Linked DNA regions of Homo sapiens: region 2 is linked to region 1. A link is an interaction called in ENCODE POLR2A ChIA-PET data of the cell type or tissue named here. Cell type or tissue: endothelial cell of umbilical vein. All regions are shown on one strand. Links, peaks and the distances in the headings refer to the core of each region. The heading gives the core; the rest is flanking DNA.

What was found. ChIA-PET counts read pairs that join two places held together with the same protein. Peaks named below come from ENCODE experiments on the same cell type or tissue, not always from the same donor. Only the 100,000 strongest peaks of a DNase experiment are listed, where the experiment ranks them.
Region 2: POLR2A ChIA-PET joins it to region 1 with 10 read pairs; 2 of 35 experiments call an interaction of 5 or more read pairs at or near these places.

Annotation. Positions count from the first base shown.
Region 1 is chr3:43,400,270-43,408,608 of GRCh38, forward strand. All of the region lies in intron 12 of ANO10 (anoctamin 10), which reads right to left. Among named protein-coding and RNA genes, the nearest start is that of SNRK-AS1, 52 kb to the left of the region's middle. In endothelial cell of umbilical vein, for the core only: no CTCF peak of the experiment used is centred there; no DNase peak of the experiment used is centred there.
Region 2 is chr3:43,473,108-43,481,446 of GRCh38, forward strand. The region is part of intron 11 of ANO10 (anoctamin 10); the gene reads right to left. Among named protein-coding and RNA genes, the nearest start is that of SNRK-AS1, 130 kb to the left of the region's middle. RefSeq lists an enhancer at 5,640-6,212. In endothelial cell of umbilical vein, for the core only: no CTCF peak of the experiment used is centred there; a DNase peak (open chromatin) is centred at 4,634; H3K27ac peaks cover 2,091 bases.

The sequences.
Region 1 (8,339 bases), core at 213-8,212:
GTTAGGGATGTCTGACCCCCCTTTCCCATATAGTGTCCACTAGGTCAACTCCCAGAGATAGAATGCAGAACTAGACAAATCAGCAGGCCATCCAGCAATACTGGATGAAAGCCAGCTGGCTACATAGAGAAAGTCGACTGGCTGGGAAGCTTGGGAAGGTCCTCTGGCTTTCTGGGTCTCATTCCCCAACTGTGAAATACTGTGTCTTCAGAAGATCTTTTCTGATTGGGCATGGTGGCTCATACCTATATTCCCAACACTTTGGGAAGCTGAGCAGGAGAATTGCTTGAGCCCAGGAATTCGAAACCAGCCTGGGCAACATGGCAAAACTCTGTCTCTAAAAAACAAAAACAAAAACAAAATAGCCAGGCATGGTGGCGCACACCTGTATTTCCAACTACTTGGGAAGCTGAGGTGGGAGGATCACTTGGGCCCGGGAGTCTAAGGCTGCAGTGAGCCCTGATGGTGCCACTGAACTCCAGCCTGGGAGAGTGAGACCCTGTCTCAAAATAATAAACAAATAAATAAAATGACCTCTTCTGACTGTGGAATAGCATGGTTGTGTGTAAGGCTGGGGCACAGGCACAGTGAGATGAGGATGAGGGATTGAGGGATGCTATAAGCCACAGGTCAAGTAGGAACGTACTTTGTCAAGACGCAAGCCTATAGTCTGACGTGTCAAGAACTTTTTTTCCCTTCCGTTAATCCTCTTTCATGATGGACTTTAGTCTGCCTTTATCTGTTTCCTGGGAGAAAAGTATACATGTGTATGTATTTCCAGTATCTAGTCAGTACTTGGTAGTAGTACATTTTTAAAAGCTATATTGAGAGACTTCGCTTTTTCCTTTAAAGCATTAATACTCTTGGCCCCCAGCCTTTTGTTTTGTTTGATTTTTATTTCCTGTATCTTTTTTCCTAAGTAAGACAGAATGGCCACAGCATTTATGAAGGACGTGCTAGGGTGATGTACCAGAAACCAGCAGCAAACCCACACTTTCTGTCATGTGAACACTCATGATCCAAAGGAGAACACAGTTCATTTTAAAAAACAAAATAAACAACTCAAAAATTCCCTTGCAGGCTGAAGTTCTGTTATTAAATCACTCTATGTAAAGATACATTAAATTTTTTAAAAGGCGGGGGGGAAACGCCATAAAAATATGCTACAGAGACACTTCAAGAATAGATTCTTTGTTAATGGGCTTCTACTTATGCTTAGATTCTCTTATTAATTTTGATCTAGCTGCTTACACACAGTTTTAATTCATTCAGTCATTTCACAGACCAGTGGTTTCATGGTTCAATTTGTTTCAGGCAAAATGAACTATTATGAAATATCCCAAAGTATTTTCAAGTTGGAAAAATTAATGAATTAAAATCGGGACAATTCTACATGATTGCTTCTTTTGTTATAATTATAGAATGGAGCACTTTCCATATTTAAATATGTTCTGTGATAGGATAATAGGTGTAATAAATAAGATAAATATAAATATCTTCCCATATCTGCTCACTTTCCCCTGGCATTCTTTGGAGCATCCAAAAGCCATCACATTTTTAGATCCATGTTTAACTGATGTTTACTCTGTGGTCAATTATATGTCGGGCTCAGGCACATGCTATCTTCCTTCCTCTGTAGTCACTCAAGGGAGTGGGTGTCACCCTCTGCATTTTCCTGATGATGTGGTACAGCTCTGAGGGTCCCATGCCCAGGTTATAAGGAGGTGCTTTAGGCACAGTCCGGCTTGGGCACAGAGTCTGTAACATCCCCAGTGGGCTCTTCCTTCAATCCAGAGGCTGACAAACCTCGGTGACAACAGCTGGCCTCTGGCATGCCTGCTCACTCACTAGTTTTCCTCAAACCAAATGCACAAACACAAACAAAAAATGTAATTATCATAAATCCATAAAGTATTACTCTTCCCATTAAAAATCAGAAAAAATTTATGAAGACTTGAGGTTGGAAAGAATGACACCCTCAGCCCCTGCGCATGAGCTCCTTTAAGAAGTGGACATGGCTAACAGAGCTCGCTCCACATCACAGCCCCTCTGGGTCTCATCTTCTGCCCTCACCCTCAGACAGGACCACTTGCCTAGATGTGGTATTTATCATTCCCATGTTTCTTTCCCCTACATGTATTATGCCTAAATGATACATAATATTACTTTGCATATTTTAAAACATTATGTTCATTGTAGAGTTGCCTGCCCAGGGCTCCAGGGTGATCTGGCCACAGACACGATGGAGTGCTGATTCCCATGTCCTTGTGGGTTACTTCCCCAGCAGCCCTTACCCCTGTGTGCTGTAGAAATTCTATCACCTGGCTACAGGCTGAAGGAATCCTGGTCTTTTCCCAGGTCATCCCTTCTTCTGTGCCCTTGGTCCTGAGAGGTACCACACTGGCTCTTTTCAAAATGGCACCCTGCCCCACCAGCGACCCTTAGCCAGCCCAAGCTCAGGATATGTGACTATATTTACATGCTTTCCCTTCAAGCTGATTTTTAAAAACATGCCTTAGTGTCCCTATTAAAAACAACTGAACAGTAGACCACTGAAGTGGGCAGTAAATGCCCTACACCAAATAAACAGATTACCAAGACCGTACCATGGTCTGTTAAGGATTTCAGCTCTGCTTCAGGCAAAATATAGGAACATTTTGCCAGGAAGCATCATGCTGTGGCTGGTATTTATTTCGTCTTAAGGCAAAATGATGTTTGCTACCCCATCCCAGAAGCAAACACACTTTGCTCTGCCCTCCCACAGCAGGGCCTCTGAGCCTCAAATGCATCCTTCTCAGTGCTCAAGTCAGCTGTTAGATTATTTTTTCTTCCATTTGCTGTTCCAACCCTGAACACTGGACCTCACAAATAATGAGTGCTCAATGCAGGTAGAATCCTACACAGGATACAGCCACAGTTCCCAAACTATGCCCAGAGGCACCCCTGGGAACTGCAGCAAACTCACAGAGGTGCCACAGATATTTTAAATATTTGAGAAAAACACAGCAAAACTTGACATCTGTCAGAGAGAAACAGAACCCATAATTAGCCTTTCTCCTTCCTCCACACTGGAAGCTTTTGGTCTAATACCTAGTGAAGTGAAACTTACTGAGGGAAAATGGTTTGGACAGGAGGAACAAGAGAAAGATCATCTGGGCACATGAGGAGCTGGGGGGCTGGGCTGGGCCCATGTGGGTCCAACAGCAAGAGCTCAGGGCAGCAGGAGAAGGGCCGGCTACTCCAAGTCTATGGGAAAGAGAAAGGCAAATGTGGCCTATCACCAAATAGGGCTGGAAGCAGGGGAAAGCTGTGGAGCTGATGGATAGGATAACCCTGTGCCCCAGAAGATGGGAAGAAGCATTTTCCTGTACTTCACACCCTGACCTTATTCCAAATTCAAGACAAATGGAATAGTAATATTTTAGATTAGCCACACTTTATTTTAAATAGGCTTGGTCAGCTTACCTATAAGCTTAACTATAAATATCACCCGATTCCTACTGGAACATGTAATTTTCATTCCAAATAAATGATTTATAACAGAATCTTTCAACTTAATAAACATTCAGAGTACCTGTGGTGGACACACCCTAGGGTAAGTCCTAGGCCCTGCTCCCCCCACTACACAATGATTCCCATATCCTGGTAACCATACCTTGTATAACACCCTCCCCTCCTGGAGTATAAGCAGGGGCTGGGACTTGCTTCTCATCAACAGCATGTAGAAAAGAGGATGGTCACTCCCACAGTAGGTTATGTTATATGACAAGGGTGAAGAGATGTTTTCAGATGTAATTAAGGTCCCTATTCAGCTGACTTTAAGTTAACCAAAAAGGAGATTATCCATAGTGGGCCAGACTTAGTAAGTGAGCAGCCATTTAAAAGAGGGCCTCAGCTGTCCCTGAGGCCAGAGACTCTGAGCAGAGAGACTCTTTATAGGTGGCTTTGTATAAGTAAGTGTCATGCTGCGAGAGGACCTATGGAGAGGGATACATGGCAAGAAACTGCAGGTGGCCTCCAGGAGCTAAGGGAAGCCTCTGGATAATAACCAGCAAGAAAATGCCGAACACAGCCTTAAGGCCACAAGGAGATGAATTCCACTAACATCCTCAGAGAGCTTAAGGCAGAACTTTCTGCAGTTCAGCCTCTGATAAGACCAAAGCCCCAGCTGACATCTTAGATTGCAGCCTACTAAGACCCTGAGCAGGGGACCCAGTTAAGCTGTGTTGGAACTCTGGATCCACAGAAACTGCGAAATAACAAATGTGGACTGTTTTAACCCATCATATTTGTGGTAATTTGTTACAGAGCAACAGAAATCTAATACAGTGGCCAAGTATGATGGCTCATCCCTGTAATCCCAGCATTTTACAAGGCTGAGGTGGGAGAATAGCTTGAGCCCAGGAGTTTGAGACCAGTCTAGGCAACATAAAGAGACTCCATCTCTACAAAAAATAAAAAAAAATTAGCTGGGCATGGTGGTGTGCACCTGTGGTCTCAGGTACTCAGGAGGCTGAGATGGAAGATCATTTGAGCCCAGGAAGTTGAGGCTGCAATGAGCCACTGCATTCCATTCCATCCTGGGTGACAGAGCAAGAACCTGTCTCAAAAAAAAAAAAAAAAAAACCACCAAAAAACAGAAAGGAAAAGAAAAAAAAAGCAAAACTAATATAGTGTCAAGCTAGAAACTCTTTATGCTACATTCTTGATGTATACATGAAACATGATGAATACATGAAATAGTTGAGCAGAAATTAGTTACAAAACTTTTTACAGTTTGAAGTAAACACAAATTTAGAAAATGTTTAAGATCTGCACCGTAATTTTCATTGGCAAGTTGATCTAACATGTCCTTTTAATCTTAAACAAATCCAAATTCCTGTGTGTTGCCTAGCTTTTCTGGCAAATTATTCCTAGTTCTGCAGGATTTTGGTGACTTTTAAGAAATGCTACCCTTTGATAAACTGTAAACACCTGAGTCCCAAGCAATCCCATCTGGAGGAATTCTGGGGCAAGAGGGTGTTACATCTTAATTAGAGGAAGGACCCATGGATTCCTAAAGCAGTCCACGGGGAGGAGGGCAGAAGTGATGTGAGAATGGCCACTTGGGCCAGAAGTCCCACTGACCATCCATGAACTCACTGTGTTGTGACTCTGAAGACTCAAAGCTTTCTGTTAATTTATGAGAAACTGGCAAATTATTCAACTGTAGTTTTTTCCTTTTCTTCTTTCTTGAGACAGGGTCTCACTCCATCACCCAGGCTGGAGTGCAGTGGTGTGATCTCAGCTCACTGCAGCCATGCTTTCCCAGGCTCAAGCGATCCTCCCACCTCAGCTGAGACTAAAGGAGTGCACTATCACGCCCGGTTAATTTTTGTATTTTTTGTAGAGACGAGGTCTCACCATGTTGCCCAGGCTACTCTTGAACTCCTGGGCTCAAGTGATCTACCCACCTCAGTCTCCCAAAGTGCTGGGATTACAGGCGTGAGCCACTGCACCCAGCCTGTAGTTTTTTTCAAATAGCTAAAATTTCAACCTAAAATATATACTTATCATTGCCTAATTATTGACAAATGAATCTCATATTGCTAGATCTTTGTCTGCTCCTTTGCCAAAAGTAATTACCTACTTCTTTGAACCTGAAAAGAAAAACAATTTTCCTTTAATTTACTCCAAGTTGCATAGTAGTTAAGGTGAAATAATTATTTTAACCATTCTTGAAAGTATACTGTGAAAAGGAAGGGGAAAAAAAGGAAAGAAATCATCACCCCAGAGCTGGGCCCTATCAGTATGAAAGCAGGCTAACCACAGACCGCTACTGTGATGGACATAGACATGTCCACAATTCACAGTTCTAGAATGGAAGCTCCCAGGGCAGTGGGAAGAATCCCATCTGCATGGCAACCACTCCGTGCCATCTTCCAGCACCTCGGGAACAGGCCTCCAGGATGACGCCAGCCTCCACTCCTGTGGGGCTGTATCTTGAGCAGACTGTACATCATCCATGCTGAGTCAGAGCCTTCACAGCAGTCAAGGGAAATATCAAAAGCACAGGACGTGCAACTGTTCTCACTCACCACATTCAGCTCATTTACAAAACATCGAGCTATAAATATCATGACGACATTTTTTAGAGGCGCATTTTCAAGTGTTGTGAGCCAATACTGAAATAGGGGCAAAAAATAAGCCATCATCACCTATTTACTGATTCTAATTTTGAAACAACAGTCACATTCTTATTCTGCTAAAGTATGAGCACATGGAGAACTGCCTTCTGTACGCATATGACTGACAGAAACACCAGTTATGAATGGCTTACATGACGAATCACATGCCACCGATTCATGACAAAGCATGCAGAACTCACCATAAAGCAAACTGCTGCTTTCTACCCTAGTTACCCACAAAGCTGGACTGTTTCCTTTTAGAAAGTTAAAATTAGTTCACAACTCCATAGCAAAAAAGATGCCATGAACACTATGTTCCATTTACGACATTCTAAATTCCCTCTCCATCTTTGGAAATGGGCATTTTTACACAACAGTGCCAGTTGATCATATGACTATCAACTGAACACCTGAGAAAGTCACTAGGTTATTCCACCTGCAGTGTGCACGCTGAGTCTCGCAACAGAGATTTTTTTTTTTTTTTTGAGAGGGAATCTTGCTCTGTCACCCAGGCTGCAGTGCAGTGGCATGATCTTGGCTCACTGCAACCTCTGCCTCCCAGGTTCATGCGATTCTCCTGCCTCAGCCTCCCAAGTAGCTGGGACTACAGGCATGTGCCACCACACCCGGCTAATTTTTGTATTTTTAGTAGAGATAGAGTTTCACCATGTTTGCCAGGCTGGTCTGGAACTCTTGACCTCAAGTGATCCACCCACCTCGGCCTCCTAAAGTGCTGGGATTACATGCGTGAGCCACCATGCACAGCTGCAATGGAGATACTTTAGAGATCACCTGGTCCACCTTGTCCATTTAATGATGAGAATACCAAATCAAAAGTTACCAGACTTGCCCAAGCTTGCATGGCTTTTCTGTGCCAGCGCGCAGACTGGAATTCAGACCACAGATTCATGAACTCTCTGAATGCTAGTTAAACTCCCTTGACTTAAAGAGACTGCCAAATTGATCGCAGGTGCACTAACCCCAAATATGTTTCTCTCCCTAACCTGCACTTCTCTGACTCCCAGGGACAGGCAAGGCCTATCCCTTAGAATCTTTCCCTGGGATAACAGGGCTGCCTCAAGCAGCAGTGCATGTACCACCTTCCTTGGAAGTATAGATGCAAATATGGGATCACCAGGTCAAGGAGAATGATGTCACTTTTTAGTGCACACCCACCACAAGCTCGGTAACTAAGAGAACACAGAGAAGAAACGCTCTGGTTGTGGCCCAGAGATTACAATGGAGCATGACAAATGCCAACAAAGGACAGCCTCACCATGGTGGTGATCCATGAGGTGAGTCTTTAAAAGGAGGAGAAATTGTCCAGGAGGAAAAGTGGACAACAGGGAACCAGCAGGGTGAAGAGAATGTGCAAAGGCAAAAGAACACAGGGTGTTCTAGGAACAGGGTACAGTCCAGTGGCCAGAGCCCACGTGGGGCTTTGCAGGGGGATGAGGCTGCAAGCACAGCCACATGGAGGGGCTGGGGTTTCTCTTGAGTCATGCAGAGCTGCTAAAAAATTTTGAGCAGGACCATAACATTGAGTCATATTTGTATTTGGGATAGCAAGCTGTGGCAGCAAAAGGAAAACTGGAGTGGAGAGAAGAGAGAATGGAGGTAGGGAGATCAGTCAGAGGGTTGTGGTAGGAGTCCAGGGAGGAAAGGATGAGAGTGCATCAACATACTCCTAAGAAAGCCTCATTCAAAAAATACTGGTAGTCTAGATATCATGTGGAGTCTTAAGTTAGGTATCTGAATTCTTAACCCTGACAAAGAAAATCTAAAACTACAGCTTGTTACCATAATTAGCAGTTCTTGGTCATAGAGAGTTCTCAAATGATGTAAAAGAAGAATTTCAAATCTTTTAAAAGCAGATTAAAATATTAATTAATCTTAGAGATTTAAGTTTCATTATTCGTCCTTAAGATAATTTCTGAAATTTTTAAAGTACCAAATGAAAATAAGGACATAAGGGAAACCAGCAGCATATATTGTGATTTTGAAAATGGGTTTTTCAACTTAGAGCTTGCTCTTATATTTCACTTCCCGACCTGCTCCTTTCATACCGCCTTACATTTTACTTACTGCCCAAAGTACACAAAAGGTGCATAAAGATTGTCTGATGACTGAAGAAGCCAAACCTGCGATCTGAAACCTGGGAGGCCTCAGTGT
Region 2 (8,339 bases), core at 6-8,005, 73 kb after region 1:
TCAGTGTGTTGTGAAATCCTCTCTGGAAGATTTTTGGTCCAAAATGTCTTTTTTTTTTATAGCTGTTTTCCTACTAGACAGAATCTAGTCAAAATTCATGCACAGCATTTGATTATGTCTCTCTGGTCTCTTTTAAACGTGATCAGTGCCCAGTATTGGATCTCTCATGACGAGACACTGTCCGCTTTGCTGGCCTGATTCCATGCCCAGCGCCGTCTACACTCTCCTCCTGGATGTCATAAGCCACGTTCTTCCTCACTGCTAGGCTCCTGCCACGTCACTCTACTTGCTCCCCTTGCCTACCATGATAAAGCTGGTCTGGAATGCTCTGAGCCCTACAGGCACAGTCAGAGAGAGCATGACCACCCCTGTGCTCTCAGTGCCACACGCGCCTCTCCCACATGCCACTGTCATTATTTGTTATCTGTTGACTTTTCTCATGTGTCAATTTACCAGAATGGTAGGAAAGAAATCCCATTCGCTCTTCTACCACTTTATGCCCAATACTGTTCCTAGACATGCTGAAGAAAATAGTTGATTTAACTGAAGGTTTCTCAACCTCAGCGTTTCTCAACCTCAGCACTGCTGACATTTTAGACTGGAAAATTCTTTGTTGTGGGGAGCTGCCCTGGACGTCATAGGATGTTCAGCAGCACTTCAACATTGAATAAATGAATGAATGATCCTGAGGTATTCTTAAACAAATGGCAATTATTGGGTGGGGTTGTGGGGAAGGCTATACAAAGAAAATTACAACCCCTGAAGATGGAGAGGTCTGGAGTCAGTGACAGAGGCCTGGTGATGACAGTGAGAGTGCAGCCCAAGTGACAACACAGCTGGGCTGAGGAGGGTTCAGAGCAAACACACACAGTCATTCATTCCTCCCAGCCAGCATGTGTATACAGTTTTGGAATGATCCAAAGAGCATTTTTATATTGTGTGCAACTGAGAGAAAGTGGTATAACAGAGGCCTTTTTGGTTTTGGTATAAAGCAATTTCAAGCAAAGGCAAAATGATGATTATTGATTTCCACCTAGGATATAAAGGGCTATATAAGACTGATTACACGTGGTCATACCACTTGCTGCAAGTTTCAGTACTTCCCCGCCCCCCCCAACCCCAATTTCTTCCTTTTTCACATTAGAAGATTGTCAGCTCACAAGAGAAAACTGATGGGCTCAGAGGACTTTATCAGGATTGATTATCAAAACTAATATGTTGTTTTTCCAAGTCGATAAAACATTGCAGAGCTCAAAGCAGGAGGAGCAACATTTCCCCAGAAAATGAGAGTTTTTCTTGCTGGCAGCTAAGCTTCTTGGTGGACAATAAACTAAAACAATCTCTCCTTGATTACATTTTTGACTTGTAAATGTTTTAAACTGGCTTAGCCAAAGCTCTCATTAAGAGACATATTCATTAACTTTGGTTGTCCATAATAAATTTGTATTTTAAAACAGCTCTTTGATGTTTAATTCAGAAAAATTAAAACAAACACTGTTTAAAAAGAATGAATGTATAAATAAGTCAAATGTCAACTATAATAAATCATCATTTAAAAATATGACCTTTAGTGGTATTTTAGAATGAATACATGTATTTGATTTTTATGTTTAAAGAAATTTGCATTTATGGTCATTACAGATTCAAGTTGCCACATAAAGAAATGCTGTTATCATGCAACAAAACAGATGGTCCCCAAAATCTTTCTAAGAAATCTATCTATCTAATCTAGTCAAGAGGGGAGTTTGAAGCTCAGTTTTCTCTCTGATTTTATTATCACTAATTATTTTGTAGAATTTTTTTTTGTCCTTTGGTTTTTAACTAGACATGATTATTTAAATATATAATCACTATAGTAGGAGAAAAGAAAGAAACACAGAAAAGCCAAAATAAATAAATTACCCAAATCTTAATAGCCAGAGAAAACTACTGGTGTTAACATTGGATTATATCTGCCCAGGCCATTTATACAAAAGCAAACATCTATATACATGCCTTTATAAGCTTTTCACTTAGCACTATGTCACGGCTGTCTTTCCAAGGATAAATACTTACATACAGTTTTATGTTTATAGTGGCAAGATATACCATTATAAGGATGGGTCAACATTTATTCAATTATCTAATGTTGGACATATAGCTCCTTCTCGGTCTTGAACCTTACACACAACATTAGCGTGAAGAACCTGTGAATTTTTTTTCTTACAGTTTCTCTCTTTGGTGTCATTCTTATAGTCAAGGTCTCCCCACCCAAAGATCAGATAAATATTCACCTATAATTCTTTCCAGTCCTTTTATGGTTTTAATTTGTTATATTCATATATTTAACTTGACTGAATTTCATTTCAGTGTGTACTTTAAAAAAGGGGAGGCTTTATCCACTCTCCCCAAATGGCTTGCCATTTGTCCCAGCAACATTTAATACCTAATCAATCATTTTTCTACTGGCAAAAAATGCCTATCACAAATTTGTGGGGGGGGTTCTTTGTTTTTGTTTTGTTTTGTTTTTGAGATGAAGTCTTGCTGTGTTGCCTAGGCTGGAGTGCAATGGCGCAACCTTGGCTCACTGCAACCTCTGCCTCCTGGGTTCAGGACAGTCTCCTGCATCAGCCTCCGGAGCAGCCGGGATTACAGGCATGTGCTACCACACCTGGCAAAGTTTTTTTTATTTTTTAGTAGAGATGGGGTTTCACCATGTTGGCCAGGCTGGTCTTGAACTCCTGACCTCGAGTGATCTGCCCACTTCAGCCTCCCAAAGTGCTGGGATTACAGGTGTGAACCACCACACCTGGCCTACAAATTTGTATGTATCTATACTTTTGACAGTTCATGGAATTTATGATCTGTTCTATTTATCTATTTATTCTGGTGCCATTATCATAATTTTTCAGTTATTGTGGCTTTATTTTCTTCAAAAATGTCCATGGCCATTATCTCATATTTATTCTATGTGATTTACTTCAGAATCATATATTTTGATACACTGTTTGCTCATATTGTCATTTTATAATGTTAACTAGTTTTACAGTATTTTTTTCTGGGTTTTACAGTATTTTTTTCTGTTAGCTTATCTACTTTCCCCCTAAAATTATCATGTATTTAATCATGTCTAAATAAAAACCAAAGGGGAACAGAAGAAAATTCCAAAAAATAATTGTTGGTAGACCTGAAGGTTGCCCCCAAGTTTTCAGTTTATCTTGGTGATATCCATGTACCCATTCTGTGAATGTTACTGAATCCTAAGGTAGAAAGAGTCTCTACCTCTTCTAGGCCTGCTTTTGATCTCCAATTAGTGGGGTCTGTAGTGGTCTACTAGCATTTGTTAAATTCATTTCTCATGTCATCCCACCAATTGTCTCAGGAAGGGAAGACATTGGCTGGTTCTTGGTGTCTTCCTGAAGTTGGTCTGTCCTTCATGTTATATCAGATAAAAACTTCTCAACACCTGTAGAATGCAACGGACACCACTTCCCTGCCAGCTCCCTGTTTTCTCCTTTTCCTTTTCTTGGTTTATGGAGTTTTCTCCTTACTTTCCTTTTTCTTTGTAGTTTTTATCGGTTTTTTCCCTTACTTCACCATCTTCCCAAGAAATCTTGAGTTAGATCACTTTGTGGAACTTAGTATGAGCAAGCTATACCACTAATAAACATTAAAATAATGAGATAGCCTAAGAGTAACTGCTCAAAGAAAATGAAGACTATCCCCGAATTCATGCATGACCATAGCATGTATTTTGAAAGAAGAAAGAAAACATAGCAAACCTTGCCAATCAATAAGCAATTTGCCGATCAATAAGTAATTTCCCTGTACTATTCAATGCAGGCAGATCTCCACAGTGGGCAGATACAAGAGTTTTTTTTTCTTTTACCATGGGTAAAATTTCTTTTATTTGAGAAAGTAATGTGTATACATAGTTTTAAAAAATAAAGACAAAGAATATACAGAAAAGATCTTCCATCCATTCCTGCTCTGCACCCCTCTACCATCTTTCAGTATTCTCCCTAGAGACAAGCCCTGTTATTTATCTACTGGTTTACAAATAGAGAAATCTTTCATTATCCCTCAAATTAAAACTGATCAGCATATTGAGATGATATGATGTTGAGAAGATACAGTATTATTGTAACTGTTAAGAAAAGCTAGAATAATATCAAAGGTATTGTAGTGGATAAAACTTAGGCAGATGCACAAAAAAGATGTACCACCTCTCCCTTTTTATTAATGAATATGAAAATAATTTATAAATTACTTACTCAAACAAACATTTACTGAGCATCTACCATATGCTAGGGACTGTCCTAAGTGGTATGGACAGAAAATGAAGCAAGACGTACTCCATCTATTACCTTCCATTTCATTTTATTAAGATAATTGTTAATAACAGCTGACGTGTTATATTTTAAGTGCTAAATCAAAATGTCATTGCATAAAAGTCATTTGCAAATCAAACGGAACAATCTGAGCACAGATCTAAAACTCGTAATGCTTCCTTGGATCCTGGACCATAATACTGTACTTGTGGTAAGCTCAGAGCAGGAGGGAATAGCCTGATGACAAATTACCCCTCATCTTAAATGTTCTAACATCCCCTATACTGTCAGTCGACCTTGGGTGTGTTCACACACAATAGCACACAGGAAGACGCGAAGGTGACGTGGCCTTCCTGTTTGGGCAAGGCATAATCTTAACATAGAAGGTGCCTGTTGCTCATTACGGGCAGAAAAAAGAGCCATTATCACTTACAATTGGACAGACCTCTTTGACTTTGGCAGGGGCCCGCCAACCTGCACACCAGAGGCACACATAGGGAGTGAGGGAGGAATGTTGAGAAGTGATTTCCCAATGGCCCATCTCTAAGGAAGTAGTCTCTGTTTTTTCAGTTCACACTTTACCACAATGCTTACCTTGTGCCAGGCCCTATTCTAAGTGCTTTTCATATATTTACTCATTTAATGCTCACAACAGCCCTATGAGGCAGAAACTACATTTATTCCCATTTGACAGATAAGGAAACTGAGGATCAGAGAGGTTACGTATCCTGGCCAAGGTCACAGAGTTAGTGAGCTGTCTATACAAGCCACATGGAGTGAGGTTCTGGAGATGGAAGTTGGGGTTAGTCAGAACAGATGCCTTAAAATGTCCTTGTCAAAGTTGCCTCTTCTATGCAAAATGATAATTCTGAAATCAGCAACCTAAAAAACAGCAGCCATCTATTATGACCTCACCACTGTGCTATGTGTTTTATAAATGAAAAGCCCAATCCTAACAAACCCTTTAAAGTAGGGACTTTAACCACCCATTTTATAGATTAAGAAATTAAGGTCTGGAAAGTAACTTCCCCTAGCTAGTGAGATCTGAAGCCAGGATCTTAGCTGTCTGACTCCAGGACCCATGCTTTTTTCATTTCACTGTAGTGACTATGTGTGAGTGAGAAATTCCAACATCATCACAATCAGAAAAATAGTGGCTCTGTCTACTCTGATGGTTTATGCTTGTGCTAACACAGGCTGTCCTCCTAGTGGGGAGAAGTCTTTGGCACAAGTAATTAATTTACATTAATGCTTAGCTCTCACTCCTATGTAGTATTCATATTTGACACAGTACAATTTTTCTCATTTTCAAACACAGATTATTCACACCATACATATGTAGCAGATAATTCAATAATAAATTGACTGTGATCAAACATTTGGCAAAAGCTTGAGAAGTCAAATAGTTTTTAAAAAGTCTGATATATCCTTAGACTTCCAAATTGTCTCCATTTTAAGGTTAGAGCATCTAAAAGCAAACCCAAGTACCTGTTTTATAATATTATAGCCCCCTACAGAAATGCCTCCACAAGTTAGGGCACTTTAGAAACTATAGTGAACCATCTGAATGGTTTTCTAAAACTATCCTTGAGGACATAGATTATTGTGTTAATCAAGGTTCCCTGATCCTTTTGTTTAATAACAGAAAAGAGGCACTACCTTTTCCTTTTCACTCGTGCATAGATTATTGTGTTAATCAAGGTTCCCTGATCCTTTTGTTTAATAACAGAAAAGAGGCACTACCTTTTCCTTTTCACTCGTGCTAACATGAAAATATAAGAGCAAGCATTAAGGCCTAATTGTATAAAAGCTGTATCATGTCTCATGTGGTAAAAACACACAGTCCCTGTTATCCCAGATGTTCTCTGAAAGTTTCTATACCTAATTATCCTATTTACATTTTAAACATTGTTGTTGCTTTCTTTTTCAAGTAGGTGAAGTTAGAAATAAAAAATAAATATTAAACTTTGATATATTTATTAATTCAGAAGTTGGTCAATCTAAAGTTCAATAATCTATGAAAAATTACCAAATTCACAGTACTCAACAATAAAAAAGAACCAGAGAAGTAAAGACCTCTAATGAAATGTGATTGGTACATCTGCCCTGAAGAGAGCTTTTTGAAAGGAAGGAAAGGAGGGAGGGAAAAAGGAAAGTTGAAGGCTGCAGACATTTCTAAGTGGATAGACTAAGTAGGAGAAAAGTTAATTACCAAATGGTTAAAGTCAAAGTGTAATACTGGGACCTGGAGACCTGGGAGACTTCTGGATTAAACAGATGAACTTACGTCTGCTCTCCCCTCCTTCTGAATCACCATAAAATGATAGCCCACAGTGCCTGGGCCTTGGAGAACCCCAGGAGATAGAGCCTAGGACCTCAGAACGGCTGCAGAAGGGCAGAAGACACTCCTTGACCCCTCTCTATCCTTCAAAGTCCCATCCCCTCTCTCATCCAGTGGAAGACACAAGACTTCCTATCAAGTGAGACTGAACTACAGGCAGCACCAGGGGCAGTAACACAATAATGAAAACGCCTTTCCACTAAAAGAGGAATTAGGAGGAAACAGAGACAAAGCAGAGATCAGAAGAAAAGTACAGAGGGATAATACTGCATTCATGAAATAAAGTACAGAATGCTATTTTCTAAAAGGAGGTGGGAACATTCAGAGAATAAAAAAGAGCTCTTGGATACTAAACTTATGATTGCTGACATTCAATAGAAGAATTGGGAAATACAGTTGAGAAAATCTCAAAATAGACAGAAGAACCCAAACAAACAAGGAGACACAAAAATAGGGGGAAAACATACAACAAATGGTAAGTCCAGAAAATGCAACAGAGGGCCAGAAATAAAGATAGAACATGGAGAAAAGATAATTCTCAAAGAAATAATTCAAGGATTTCACAGAACTGAAGAACAGGTGTCTGCAAGTGTTAAGTCCCTCTGATCGAGGAGACCACAAAGGCATATCATTGTGAAATGTCAGACACCAGGGATAAAGAGAAGACTGTGAAAGCTTCCAGAGAGAATGAACAGACCCCGTGTAAAGGATCAGGGGTCAGGCTGGCATTAGGCTCTCAACAGCAATGTTAGAGGCAATGGGTAATGTCTTCCAAATTTGGAGGGCAGATGGGCATAAAGATGTCTGCAGATATGCAAGATTCCAAACTATCTCTCATGAACCTGCCAAGATAAAGGAGGGGGTTACAAGAAAGGGGTGGTAAACGAGAAGCCAAGTGAATTCCCAAGAAGTTGGGAAGTGAGGACAGAAACCCTGCAGCCAGTCTGGAGGTGAACTGCCCAAATGGGAAGGGAACACCACAGTTCCAGAAATACCCTCTCCAAGGAAAACAACACAACACACTGAGAGGCTGTCTGGTGTGTTTAAGCACACTATGTTTAGGAAAGAATCAATGATAGGTACACAGAAACCAAACAAAGAAAAAACAAGGCCGTTTTCAACTCAATTATGCTTAAGGAAACATAATCATGGCACACTACGTACTTATCTACAAATACAATGTGCATAATAATACAACCACTACATTGTATTATTGTATAATAATTGTATAATAATACAATATACTAATTGTATAACAATACAATCACTGATTTAACCAAAAGTTGTGATGTGAAATTACACTGGCAAGATGGAACATAAAAACATTCATATTTTATAGTAGAGAGTCAATAAAACTGAAAGACATAGTATTTAGAAATATAGAGGTAAACAGCAGAAAAAGGGCTAAAAATTTGAGTCATATACTCTAGGAAATTGGGAAAGGGCAGAGACCCATTCTTTTGTTATTACTCTTAAAGGAATATTTGACCTTTAAAATTATTTATATGAATTACTTTTATAAAAACAAAATATGATTAGATAAAAAAGCTGAATTTGCTTGGTCAACTGTAAGTGAAAAAAATGAGTAAAATGTAGTTTTTAAATTATGCCAGGTACTAAGACTGATACTCAATTTGTGCCTATAAACCAAAAATAAAATTCTAAGCTCCCCATCTGACTGAGGGTCC